2 separate regions of the Homo sapiens genome follow, and region 1 is linked to region 2. The links are chromatin contacts, found by Hi-C or POLR2A ChIA-PET in ENCODE. All regions are on one chromosome and are shown on one strand. Each heading gives the region's core, a stretch centred on a gene start or an enhancer-like site at or near the end of the contact. The rest is flanking DNA. Distances are from core to core; before and after follow the strand shown.

Region 1 (6,066 bases), core at 3,406-5,905, 170 kb before region 2:
TTAATGTTAAGGCTTGTATACAATTACTTTCAACACTTCAAATTAGGAGATTATATTCCCAGGAACAATAACTAAAACTTTCTTAGATTTTTCATTCCTCTTTTTTGTTTAATCAATTATGTCAGTTGATCTCTACAAAAAAATGATAGTGATTGAACTAGCAGATGGTGACATAGATTTATTCACCCTTTTTCATGAACTGACTATAAGCTCCCTGGAAGCCTAATAACAAGAAATGCTTTATAAGAAGTAAAATATAAAGAGAATATCTCTTTTCTGAAGGTTAATTTCTGGACGAAAAAAATCTCATATCTATGGTAGGTCACATGAAATAGTTAAACAAATTTATAGCCAAAAACGACCAATAATTATAGTAATATCCAATACAGAATCTCAGCAGAATGGAAAATTACTGTGGGCTGGAGGATTTCTAGAAGTACCATATAAACTCATCCTTGAAGGGTGTTACAGAACAGGTGAAAGCCAAGGAAGAAAGGAATTCCACGTAGAAAGTGGATGTAAACAAACTGAGATAAGGTGAAACAGAAATAGTAGTTAAGGGACTGATCTGTTAAAATGAGAAGGTTTAAATTGGGAACCGATAGAAAAGATAAGATAGATTACAAAGGAACTGGTAATCTATCTTATCTTTATCCCAGCTGAGGAGTTTCGACTTGGTATCTTATCTTATCCCAGCTGAGGAGTTTGGACTTGGTAAGTCTCTCAGTGGATGAGACGAGTTGTTCTGAGCAAGTAAGTACTTGATTATTATGTCCTCAAGTTTCTAGCTGACCTCATCACCCACTAAAGATAAAGCATCAGACCTTGAAAACTTTCAAGAAGCAAATGAGGGCTGGGTGCAGTGGCTCACTCCTGTAATCCCACCACTTTGGGAGGCATAGGCAAGAGGATCACTTGAGCCCAGGAGTTCAAGACGAGCCTGGGAAACACTGTGAGAAATTGTCTCTACAAAAAATTTAAAAATTAGCTGGGTGTGGTGGTACTCCCCTGTAGTGCCAGCTACTTGGCAAGTTGAGGCACGAGGATCGTTTAAGCCCAAGATGTCAAGGTTGCAGTGAGCTATGATTGCACCACTGCTCTCCAGCCAGGTGTCAGAGCAAGATTCTTTCTCAAAAAAAAAAAAAGAAGAAGAAGAAGCAGATGAAGGCACAATGCAGTGGTTCTACAAATGCCCAGCTAGAGGGATCTAATGGCAGCTATGTTGGTGAGGAACAGAGATAAAGAAGGTGTTTATTACCAATATTAGAGTTAGGTAAAAGGGAGTGCTCCTTTCAGTATTCACATTCAGAGTCCTGGAGGTCTCACTAGGGAATATAATTAGAATGGAAACCCTAGGTAATAGAACATGGGCATTTTTCAACTCTACAAAATATTGTCAAACTACTTTCTAAAGAACAGTAGCAAATTATACTTCCACTTAAGTGCTATGAAGAGGTTTTCCCATCACTCTTCATCCTCGCCTACACTTGGTATTTTCAGAATTTTTACCTTCTGCCAATCTGATGGGTATAAAATGGTATCTTAGCTAGGCATGGTGGTGTGCTTGCAGTCCCAGCTACAAGCTTGAGTCCAGGAGTTTATGGCTACTGTGCGCTATGATGGTACCTGTGAATCGCCACTGCTCTCTAGCCTGGGCAACATAGCTGAGACCTCATCTCTTTAAAAAAAATTACAGGCGCAGTGGCTCACACCGTAATTCCAGCACTTTGGGAGGCAGAGGCGGGCGGGTCACGAAGTCAAGAGATCAAGACCATCCTGGCTAACACAGTGAAACCCCGTCTCTACTAAAAATACAAAAACAAAATTAACCGGGCATGGCGGCGGGCGCCTGTAGTCCCAGCTACTCGGGAGGCTGAGGCGGGAGAATGGCGTGAACCTGGGAGATGGAACTTGCAGCGAGCCGAGATCGCGCCACTGCACTCCAGCCTGGGCGACAGAGCGAGACTCTGTCTCAAAAAAAAAAAAAAAAAGTATCTTATTGTTGTTTGATCTGTATATCCTTATTAGTAAAAAGGAGTCTTCTTATGTATATGAGGCATTTGGATTTCCTTTTTTTGTGAATTGCTTATTCCTGGGCTTTCCCCTATTTTTCTACAAGGGTGTTTGTCTTTTTCTTATTCATTTTCTTGTTCTTTTAAGTAATAATATTAACTAGCATTTATTGTGATTACTTGTATTAATTCATATTATTCTCACAACAACCCTACCAAGCATATGCTATTCTTATCTTCCATTTACAAATAAGGAAATTGTAGCACAGAGAAGTTTAGTAACCTGTTCCAAGTTATACTGCTAGTAAGTTGCAGAATTGGGATTCAAACCTAGCCAATCTGGCTCCATGCTCTTAATCACTTTATCTATAGGATAGTAACCCCTTTTCAGTAGTCATCCATGGAGAATTGGTTCTAGGACCTCCCTCAGATACCAAAATCCGCAGATACTGAAATCCACAAATGCTCAAGTCCCAGATACAAAATGAGGTAGTATTCACATACAACCTGTGTACATCCTCCCAGCTACTTTAAATAATCTCTAGATTACTTATAATTCCTAATACAATGTAAATGTTAGTAAATAGTTGTTATCTTGTTTAGGGAATAATGAAGTCTGTACATGTTCATTACAGATGCAATGTTTTTCTTCAGAATATTTTCCATCCGTTATGGGTTGAATCCCCAGACGCAGAACCCACAATGCAGAGAGCCAACTGTATATGTATTATATCATAATTTTACCAGTATTATTACATTTTTATTTTTATACAACTTATTTTGCCTAACTTTCCATTTTATTTTTATACAATTTTATTTTTTAATTTCATTTTATTTTTATACAATTTTTTTCTTAATTTTCTATTTGAAATGGAAATTTTCAAATATATACAAAAGGAGACAGAATAGTATAATAAGTCCCTATGTACCTATTACCCAGTTTCAACCATTATCAACTCATAGCTAATCTTGTTTCATCTACATCCCACCCACTTCACCCTTCCCCTATTATGATAAAGTAAATCTCCTGTTTTTCTCTAAAAACATTTCAGTATGTATCTGTAAAAGGCCTTTTTTAAAACATAACCACAACACTATTGTTACACCTAAAAAATAATGATTCTTTAGTAACATTTTTAATTAAGTAAAATTTTTTTAAAAAGAAACAAGGCTGGGCGCGGTGGCTCACGCCTGTAATCCCAGCACTTTGGGAAGCCGAGGCGGGCGGATTACGAGGTCAGGAGATCGAGACCATCCTGGCTAACACGGTGAAACCCTGTCTCTATTAAAAATACAAAAAATTAGCCGGGCATGGTGGCAGGCGCCTGTAGTCCCAGCTACTCTGAGGCAGGAGAATGGCGTGAACCCGGGAGGCAGAGGTTCAGTGAGCTGAGGTAGGGCCACCGCATTCCAGCCTGGGTGACAGAGCAAGACTCCGTCTCAAAAAAAAAGAAAAAGAAACAAAATCCTTTCTTAAAGTTCTAAACTATAACTTTACCTTCTGCATTCCCCCAATAGTGTCATCTGGTTAATTTTGCTTTCTTCTTTCAGTACAAAGCCAGTATTAGTAAAACAACTCTCCCTATAATTAAAAAGGAAAACTGGGAGAGGGATACTTGTAAACTGAAAAGGCTGAGCCCAGAAGATAATACACCAACCAACCTCTTTCTTATCATTTCTAGGCCCCAGTGTTATCTGACTATTCACCTAAAATTGTAGAGACTCGAAGGGTTGTGGCAAGAACACTGGTATATAGCTGGGCGTGGTGGGGGCGGGCGCCTGTAATCCCAGTTACTCGGGAGGCTGAGGCAGGCGAATAGCTGGAACCCGGGAGGCAGAGGCTGCAGTGAGCCGAGATCGCACCACTGCACTGCAGCCTCGGTGACAGAGCCAGACTCCGTGTCAAAAAAAAAAAAAAAAAAAAAAATTGGTATAGAGGTAAATGCTTCATTAAATGGGATTCGCTAACAAGGTGGGCAGGAGCTTGGCAGCAGAAGTCAAGATGGGGAGGAGGAAGGGATTTTCAAAAATGTTCCTTGTTGAAATAAGCCAGGTATTAGTAGTATGGATATTGAAAGCAGCTGGGAATAGGGAGTCCTGAGAGAAGAAATGGGCCAGAGAAGAAGGCCTTTGTCTGACATCAAAGAGCGATTGCTATTAGCCTGTTCCCATCCAGCTCCAAATCCTAGTCTACTTGTCATTCTGAAAACATATTTGTCAGCTGACCCTTGTCATCTTGCTTCTGTGTTAACTATTTCTTGACAAAAGAAGTATTAACTGTACTAGGTGAATAGAAAAGCAGATCATGTATATTCTACTATCTAAACCCTACACTAGCAAGAAGCACAATCAGTTCCCATTTCTCTCCATCCTAAAAAGCAACAAAACCCATGGTGAAGTTTATGTCTATCCATAGCCTGGTCTCACTCTCATCAACAAGCCCTGGACTAATCAACAGAGGAGACAGTCTGGCTGGAACTCAAATTATTTTCTGAGGATAGTTACTACTCTGACATATTAAAAACAAAACCACCACCAAAAAAGCAAGCAAAAAACAACTCAATTGGACTGCCAGCTGTCTCCTGTTTAGACAGGAGTTGGTGTGTGAACAGCAGCAGCTGCTCTTCTGACCCTTGCCCTCCCAGCTTTCCCACTTTAGCAGAGATGCTCTTGCCCTGCCTATCGGTTTCAGTATGCGTTGCCCTCTCTGTTTCTCTGGCTGCTACTGTCCTCAAGCCTGTGAACAGCCTGTTAGGGAGGGGAGCAGCTCCCTGAAGACAGTTCCTTCAGGGACCAGTGAGAGTTGCAGCCTCTTGGCCTTAAGGACTTTCATTCTGAAGGAATGTCACACTTATCTTGATAAGTTACTTCTTATCTGTCATATAGGATGGTGAGTCTGTGGTCCCTGTATCACATGATGGACACAAAACCTGGAAATATGCCAGGTGTCTGAGCTGAGACTCGGTCACTTAGTTTTTCAGCCTTGGCTATACATAAGTAGTATGACTGTGTCTGCAGTGAAAAGGTAGAAGGAATAGATGCAGAGGTTGGCTACCCAGAAAATGCCACACACCAATTTGAATCATACTGAACAGCAAAGGAATCATACTGTTGCCAATATGGTCACACTACAGATCATGGTCCAAAGGTTTCTCCTAACAATCTTTTCTTTAAGACTCCTCACAGACTCATGCAGAACATTCCCTTGCCAGTGTGGAGATCCAGCCCATACAAAGGTGCCATTGCTATCTATGGTCTATTATCTAGGATTGATTTTACTAGGAGTTCCTAAAACTTTATATGCCAAATTTCTGAAAATCTCACACTCAGTTACAAGCATGTGTCCTATAATGTTATGATGACTACACAATTTCAATTTTAATGCCAGTTGTACAACAATCAGTTCCACAGCTGGTTTTACCCCCAACTACTCTATCTGTTCCAACTTTTACAAGATAAAAGTTGACTTTGACATTCTTTTTTATCTGATGAAACCCAAATACTTGTTGATATGGTTTCAATCTGTGTCCCTACCAAATCTCATGTTGAATTGTAATCCCTAATACTGGAAGTGGGACCTGGTGGGAGACGACTGGATCATGAATCATGAAAGTGGATTTCTCATGAATGGTTTAGCACCATCCCCTTGGTGCTGTTCTCGTGAGGGTAGGTGGGTTTTCATGAGATTCGGTCATTTAAAAGTGTGTGGCACATCCCACCCACAACCTCTCGTTCCTGCTGTAGCCAAGTGACATGCCTACTGCTCCTCTGCCTTCCACCAAGATTGTAAGTTTCCTCAGGCCTCTTCAGAAGCTGAGCAGATGCCAGCATCATGCTTTCTGTACAGCCTGCAGAACTGTATACCAATTAAACCTCTTTACTTTGTAAATTACCCAGTCTCAGGTATTTATTTATAGCAATGCAAGAATAGCTTAATACATTCATGCGCCCCATATCCCAGTAGTTTCACTGCCTTCCTTCCTACCATAACACAACTATCACACTCCCCACCACACATATCCATGTTTATATGAGGCCCAAGAAACCTCTTGCC
Region 2 (6,446 bases), core at 572-3,071:
AGATCAAAAGGGAGAAATGTGGGAACCTGAGACGGAACCAGGACTGTTAGGGAACAAAGAAAGGACTCTGGAGCATAGCTGGTCAGGGAAGAAAAGGGGAAGCCAATTATTCTTTGTCATCAGGGGAAAGGAAAGAGTAAAGAAAGGAAACTGGAAAATATGGGTAGGGATTTATTAGGGGCCATTTTGAGGACAGAGCTCCCAACATCATTTGATCCAACATTCGGTTGTGTATCATTCAATCCCAATATTCATGGAGTGCGCTGGAGCCATGAGCAGTGAATGAAGAACTCTGGTCAATGTAGGTGACACGTTGTGCCCGCCACCCCCCATTTAGCAGTTATCCTCCCCTGTTAGCTTGATTTTTCAGGAGGTCTGGAGAGGTGGTTGTGGGTAAGAAGTTACACTGGCTGATCTCACAATAAGGGCACATTAGCAAGTAAAAAAAGAATTCATGCAACACTGAGCAACCAAAATTGGGACTTGGGCTTCCATTCCAGTTCCCATTCTCAAGAGTTTGAAGGAGAAACTTCTTAACCCCAGGCTAGGGAAGGTGTCTTTGTACCTTGTGAGTAGTGCCAAGTATTTTGGTCAATGCTCAGCACATTGGTAACAAGTAAAACAAATGACGCTTTTCGCTAATAGGTGCATGCTGGTTGTTTCCACACCACACCCTGATCAGAAATCAGGTGAGCAAGTCATTAATCATATCTTTTCCCATCAAGTTTTGCTGGCCTGCCCAAGTTGTGGGCATGAAGATCATGCAGGGAAGGGCCTGAAAGAGGACAGGGAGGATCCTTAGACAAATGCTCATTTCCTTCCAGTTTAATCCTCCGTGCTAAAACAAACAAACAAACAAAACTAGTTCTCAGTTTGGTGTCAGCTGCTAATGAGCTCAGTTTACAAAAAGAAGGGGAATAAGTTTGAAGTATATGCATTTTTCAGTAAAAGGCTTTTAGCGGAAAATGCAGGATGAGTTGCTGATTGATGGCACAAGCACATTTTTCGTAAACAGCAGAGAATATAGAAATGCTAACTCTGGGGATCTTGACTGTGTCAGTGCTGAGTCATCTGCATTTCCCATATTATTTTATACCAGCAGGCCTAAGAAGGCCCAGACAGAAATCACGCATACAAACACCTCCACACAGACATCTCACCCCCACACAGACATCTGCCTCCTTATGTCCATTACACTACATAGAAAAGTCCCTCCATTCCCACCTGGGGCTGCTACACGCGCCACTTTGTGAGCAGGTTCCTCAAGATGTGTGACTGATGCTTGCCAAAGGTGAAGAAAGAACAGGGGCAAAAAGGGGAAGAGTCCGCTGTGAGAATCAGAGAAGACCTGGGGGCGTTGCAGGGAGAAGGCAAGGGGTTGAGATTCCTTTTAAGAAACACACAAATCAAAGAAGAAACTTCTGCTTTAGGTTGTGGCTAGAGAGCTTCTCTAAGACTCAAATTGCTTTCTTGACAAAATTTGCATTTAAATGCTCCCAGGAGATTTTGAAATAATGCATTCTTCTAATGAATGGAAAGTGGGGAAGTCCACATGTTTGGCTGATGTTCCTGTTTTATACAGAGAAAATTTTACAAGGCTAGAGGAACAAAGCGGCTGCCAGGGGGGATGGGAAGAAGGAAGTCTATGAAGGGGAGGTTTTTCGCTTCTTTCAAGCAACAGTCTAAATTTATAGCCAGACCACACAGTCGCAAAAGCTCTGAGGCTTTCTCCTTTTGGTCTTTGATTTTCTTTTGCTCCTGATGGGTGAGACTGCTGCTGCATTTCTAAGAAGGCTGCAATGGGGGAAGCAGAAGGATGTACTCGGAAGGGCATCTAGTGGAAGAGAAGAGTAATACAAGGAAATTAATGCCCTTTATCCTTGGTGTCCTCCCAATTAAAGCCTCATCAAATACCCCTATCCCTAAAGCCCTGCCACTTTCTATTTCTTTCAGCGCCTCTAATGTGTTATCTCGCCTCAGGGCCATCCAACCGACTTTCCTCCCAGATTATAACCCTTCATCACTCTCCTTTGGCCTGGCTCACTCCTACCCATGCTTCTGCTGAAACTCCCCAGGGGAAAGCCTTCCTTGACCCCCCCCCCGCCTCCAATTAATAGGTCCTCCTCTACCCTTTGGTAATACTCATCACACTTGAAGTTATGGTACAGTGTCTCTCATCCTTACTAAATCGTAAGCTCCCTGAGGGCTGAGACTGTTTGTCGTCTAATTCACCACAGGATCCTTAGCACCTAGCAACTGATCTGGCACATATAGGGCACTCATTAACTATTTCGTCTTTCTTTTCTTTTCTTTCTCTCTCTCTTTCTCTCTCTCTCTCTCTCTTTCTTTTTCTTCTTTTTTTTTGACGGAGTCTCGCTGTCGCCCAGGCTGGAGTGCAGTGGCGCGATCTCGGCTTACTGCAGGCTCCGCCCCCCGGGGTTCACGCCATTCTCCTGCCTCAGCCTCCCGAGTAGCTGGGACTACAGGCGCCCGCCACCTCGCCCGGCTAATTTTTTGTATTTTTAGTAGAGACGGGGTTTCACTGTGTTAGCCAGGATGGTCTCGATCTCCTGACCTCGTGATCCGCCCGCATCGGCCTTCCAAAGTGCTGGGATTACAGGCGCGAGCCACCGCGCCCAGCCTCTTTCTTTCTCTCTCTCTTTTCTTTCTTTCCCTCCCTCCCTCCCTTTCTTTCTTTCCTTTCTTTTTTGAGATGGAGTCTCGCTCTGTCACCACCCAGGCTGGAGTGCAGTGGCGTGATCTCGGCTCACTGCAACCTCCACCTCCCGGGTTCACGCCATTCTCCTGCCTCAGCCTCCCGAGTAGGTGGGACTACAGGCGCCCGCCACCATGCCCAGCTAATTTTTTTTATTTTTAGTAGAGAAAGGGTTTCACTGTGTTAGCCAGGATGGTCTCCATCTCCTGACCTCGTGAACCACCCACCTTGGCCTCCCAAAGTGCTGGGATTACAGGAGTGAGCCACCGCACCCAGCCAACTATTTCTTTAATGCTATGCATAGTGGCTCACACCTGTAATCCCAACACTTTGGGAGGCCGAGGCCAGAGGATTGCTTGAGCCCAGGAGTTCACGACCAGCCTGGGCAACATGGCAAAATTCGGTCTCTAAAAATATACATATACACACACATATATATATATATACATATTTTTTTTTTTTTTGAGACAGAGTCTGGCTCTGTCACCCAGGCTGGAGTGCAATGGTGTGATCTCGGCTCACTGCAACCTCCACCTCCTGGGTTCAAGTGATTCTCCTGCCTCAGCCTCTCAAGTAGCTGGGATTACAGGCGCCTGCCACCATGCCCAGCTAATTTTTGTATTTTTAGTAGAGATGGGGTTTCACCTTGTTGGCCAGGCTAGTCTTGAAGTCCTGACCTCAGGTAATCCATCCACCTCGGCTTCCCAAAGTGCTGGGATTACAGGCGTGAGCCACCGCACCTGGCCAACTATTTCTTTAATGCTATGCATGGTGGCTCACACCTGTAATTCCAACAATTTGGGAGGCCGAGGCAGGAGGATCGCTTGAGCCCAGGAGTTCAAGACCAGCCTGGGTAACATGGCAAAATTTGGTCTCTAAAAATATACATACACACACACACACACGCGCGCGTGCATTTGTATATTTGTTTACTTTATTTAATTTAATTTAATTTATTTATTTATTTGCAACGGAGTCTCACTCTGTCACCCAGGCTAGAGTGCAATGGCGCAGTCTGGGCTCACTGCAACCTCCACCTCCTGAGTTCAAGCCATTCTCCTGCCTCAGCCTCTCGAGTAGCTGGGATTACAGGCGCCTGCCACCACCCCCGGCTAATTTTTGTATTTTTCGTAGAGATGGGGTTTCACCTTGTTGGCCAGGCTAGTCTCAAACTCCTGACCTCAGGTAATCTGCCCACCTCAGCCTCCCAAAGTTCTGGGATTACAGGCATGAGCCACCGCACCCGGCCTAAATTTTTGATTAAATGCATGAATGAGTGAACCAGATGATCCTAAAATACTTGGCTGTCTGTGACTACTGACTAGCTGGAAGGCTAGAGTATTTAAGGAGAGAGTATGTTTGTCTCACAGCATCCCTTATCTAAGCCTGGAATTCCAAGTCTTCCATATTTAGACATCTAGCTTCCTTTTCAGGCTGATCTCCAATGACACCCTTGTGTGTACCTCCTTTCCCTATAATCAGACTCTGAGGCTTTGCCTAGAATGTCCCATCCCCCAACTCCACCTACTGAAATCTACCTTGAAAGTTCACCCCAAATGACGTGAAATTTTTTTTCTATTTATTTATTTAGAGGCAGCGTCTTACTCTATCACCCAGGCTGGAGTGCGGTGGCACAATCTTGGCTCACTGACACCTCTGCCTCTTAGGCTCAAGCAATCCTCCTGCCTCAGTGCGCCCACCAATTAACCCACCAGCAGCTAGGACTACAGGCAGGTGCCACCACGCCCAGATAATTTTTGTGCTATTTGTAGAGACAGGATTTCACCATACTGTCCAGGCTGGTCTCGAACTCTTGGGCTCAAGTAGTCGGCCTGCCTCAGCCTCCCAAAGTGCTGAGATTACAGGTGTGAACCTCCGTGCCCAGCTTTTTAAAAAAATTTTTTATAGAGACAGGGTCTCACTATGTTGGTCTTGAACTCCAGGTACATGTACTGTGGATGTCTGTATCACTGCCTCCTTAACCTCCTACTTCATAGGTTCCTGAGGGCAAAGACATCTATTTCATCTTTCTTCATCACTGGGCCTAACACAATACTTTGCACATAGTAGATGTTCAATAAATATTTGCTGAAGGAATGGATGCCTCATTGAACTGTTATGGGGGTTGGGGGAGGGAGCCAGATCTGATTCAAGACAATTGAGAATCCAACTCAATGTCCACTCAGTGGTCAAGGGCTGAGGGCACTTCATGTGTAGGGAGGAAAGAGGGAAGTACAAAATTATTTCTCTTTCTGCTAGTGCTCCTTCCTCAACCTCTAGAAAGTTTATTCCCAGCTTTTCTTCACCTTTGGTTCATGCTGCATTATTTTATGTGTTAACTGATGCTTTATAAAGAAATTCTTAGGCCAGGTGCGGTGGCTCATGCCTGTAATCCCAGCACTTTGGGAGGCCAGGGCGGGCAGATCACCTGAGGTCAGGAGTTCGAGGCCAGCCTGACCAATATGGTGAAACCGCGTCTCTACTAAAAATACAAAAAATTAGCCGGGCGTGATGGTGGTCACCTGTAATCCCAGCTACTTGGGAGGCTGAGGCAGGAGAATCGCTTGAACCCAGGAGGCAGAGGTTGCAGTGAGCCTAGATCGTGCCATTGCATTCCAACCTGGGCAACAAGAGCAAAACTCCATCTCAAAAAAAAGAAATTCTTTGCTAGTAGTGAGTGTGTGTGTGTGCACACATGCACATATTCTCTCCATTCCTCCTTGCAAGGGTAGCTGTCTGCTGTAACTTTTATATTCCCCAATAGTAGCTGATGCCAGGCACTGAAGGGGCAGCCCCAAGCATTATCCTTTGACCAGCTCTTGGAAGAAAATTACCTAGTTCTAGTCTCAGAAGTGAAGCTCCACCAGCCTCTTGGGCACCAGCCAAAGCTCCCTTTCTGCCCAGCTCCTAGAAACCTTTTCTAAGCTTTGCCTCAAGTTCCCAAATCCGCTCTGGGGTAAGAAGCCTTTGCCTGCTCTCATGCTGCCCTCTTCTGTTCAGAAAGTGCAACATCTCAATTTAAGAGGCCTGGAGGGTGCCAGCCACCCAGGAAGACAAGATCCCTGCCACCAGCAGCCCATCACCATAGCAACCCTCAAAATGGTTACTCAGCCATCTGGGTTACCATAGCAACTGGCCAAGTCGCTCCACCTCAGCCTCTCCCTAGGCCTCTCCCGTGGCTCGTCAGAGCCAACTCCAAATAATCTCCAGTGCTTCCTGGAAGAAATGAGCAGAGGCTGGACCCCTGACAGGCAGCTATCCCAAAGGGGCGTGGAAGGCCTCACCGCACCGGCTTCCCAAGGCACAGTAGAGATAATGGATGTTAAGGCACTCCGTGAACCTTGAAGTGCTACACAGATGTTAGCTGTTATTAAACTACTGTTCCTTGTAATGGGGGAGGCAGTGGGTTGCCCTAGGCAGAGCTAGCACCATTCCAAGCTTGGCCCCTTACTGGCTGGGAGACCTTGAGCAAGTTACCAAACTCTCTGGGCTTCTGCTTCCTCTGCTGTAGCACATCTGCCTCCTAAAGTTGTTTTGAGGATTAGGTCAAATACAGCATGTAAGATGCTGAGCGCCAAGGCTGGCATTCAGAACCTAACAATAGTAGTTATAAAAGGTATTGGCCCCTCTGCTGTCTCCCAGCTTCTTTGTCAGTAAAACTGTTTTTATCTTCACTCTTGAAGGAATCAGGCTAATGTGAGCCCTGCTGAACCATACCCAATCTCTCTTC

The links. A loop is a pair of places that touch in the nucleus more often than their neighbours do. ChIA-PET counts read pairs that join two places held with the same protein, here RNA polymerase II (POLR2A). Pooled maps may share reads with other maps.
Region 1: a loop to region 2 is called in a map of posterior cingulate gyrus, with 7 times the contacts of the local background. The contact joins two enhancer-like sites. A Hi-C loop is called at or near these places in 35 of 168 maps with a recorded cell type or tissue (CD4-positive, alpha-beta T cell, GM11168, GM12878 and 22 more), 12 of 37 single-sample maps with no recorded cell type and 5 of 50 pooled maps. POLR2A ChIA-PET finds 5 or more read pairs at or near these places in 14 of 52 experiments (A673, AG04450, BJ and 10 more).

Annotation. Positions count from the first base shown.
Region 1 is chr1:39,271,005-39,277,070 of GRCh38, reverse strand. All of the region lies in intron 6 of MACF1 (microtubule actin crosslinking factor 1), which reads right to left. Among named protein-coding and RNA genes, the nearest start is that of MACF1, 69 kb to the right of the region's middle. Within about 2 kb of position 4,655, at least 6 of the 41 ENCODE cell types and tissues checked have a DNase peak (open chromatin) inside an H3K27ac peak, as active enhancers do.
Region 2 is chr1:39,098,091-39,104,536 of GRCh38, reverse strand. It overlaps a transcript of MACF1 not described here. Among named protein-coding and RNA genes, the nearest start is that of NDUFS5, 75 kb to the right of the region's middle. RefSeq lists enhancers at 987-1,542, 1,656-1,765, 1,786-1,835, 5,757-5,846. Within about 2 kb of position 1,821, at least 20 of the 41 ENCODE cell types and tissues checked have a DNase peak (open chromatin) inside an H3K27ac peak, as active enhancers do.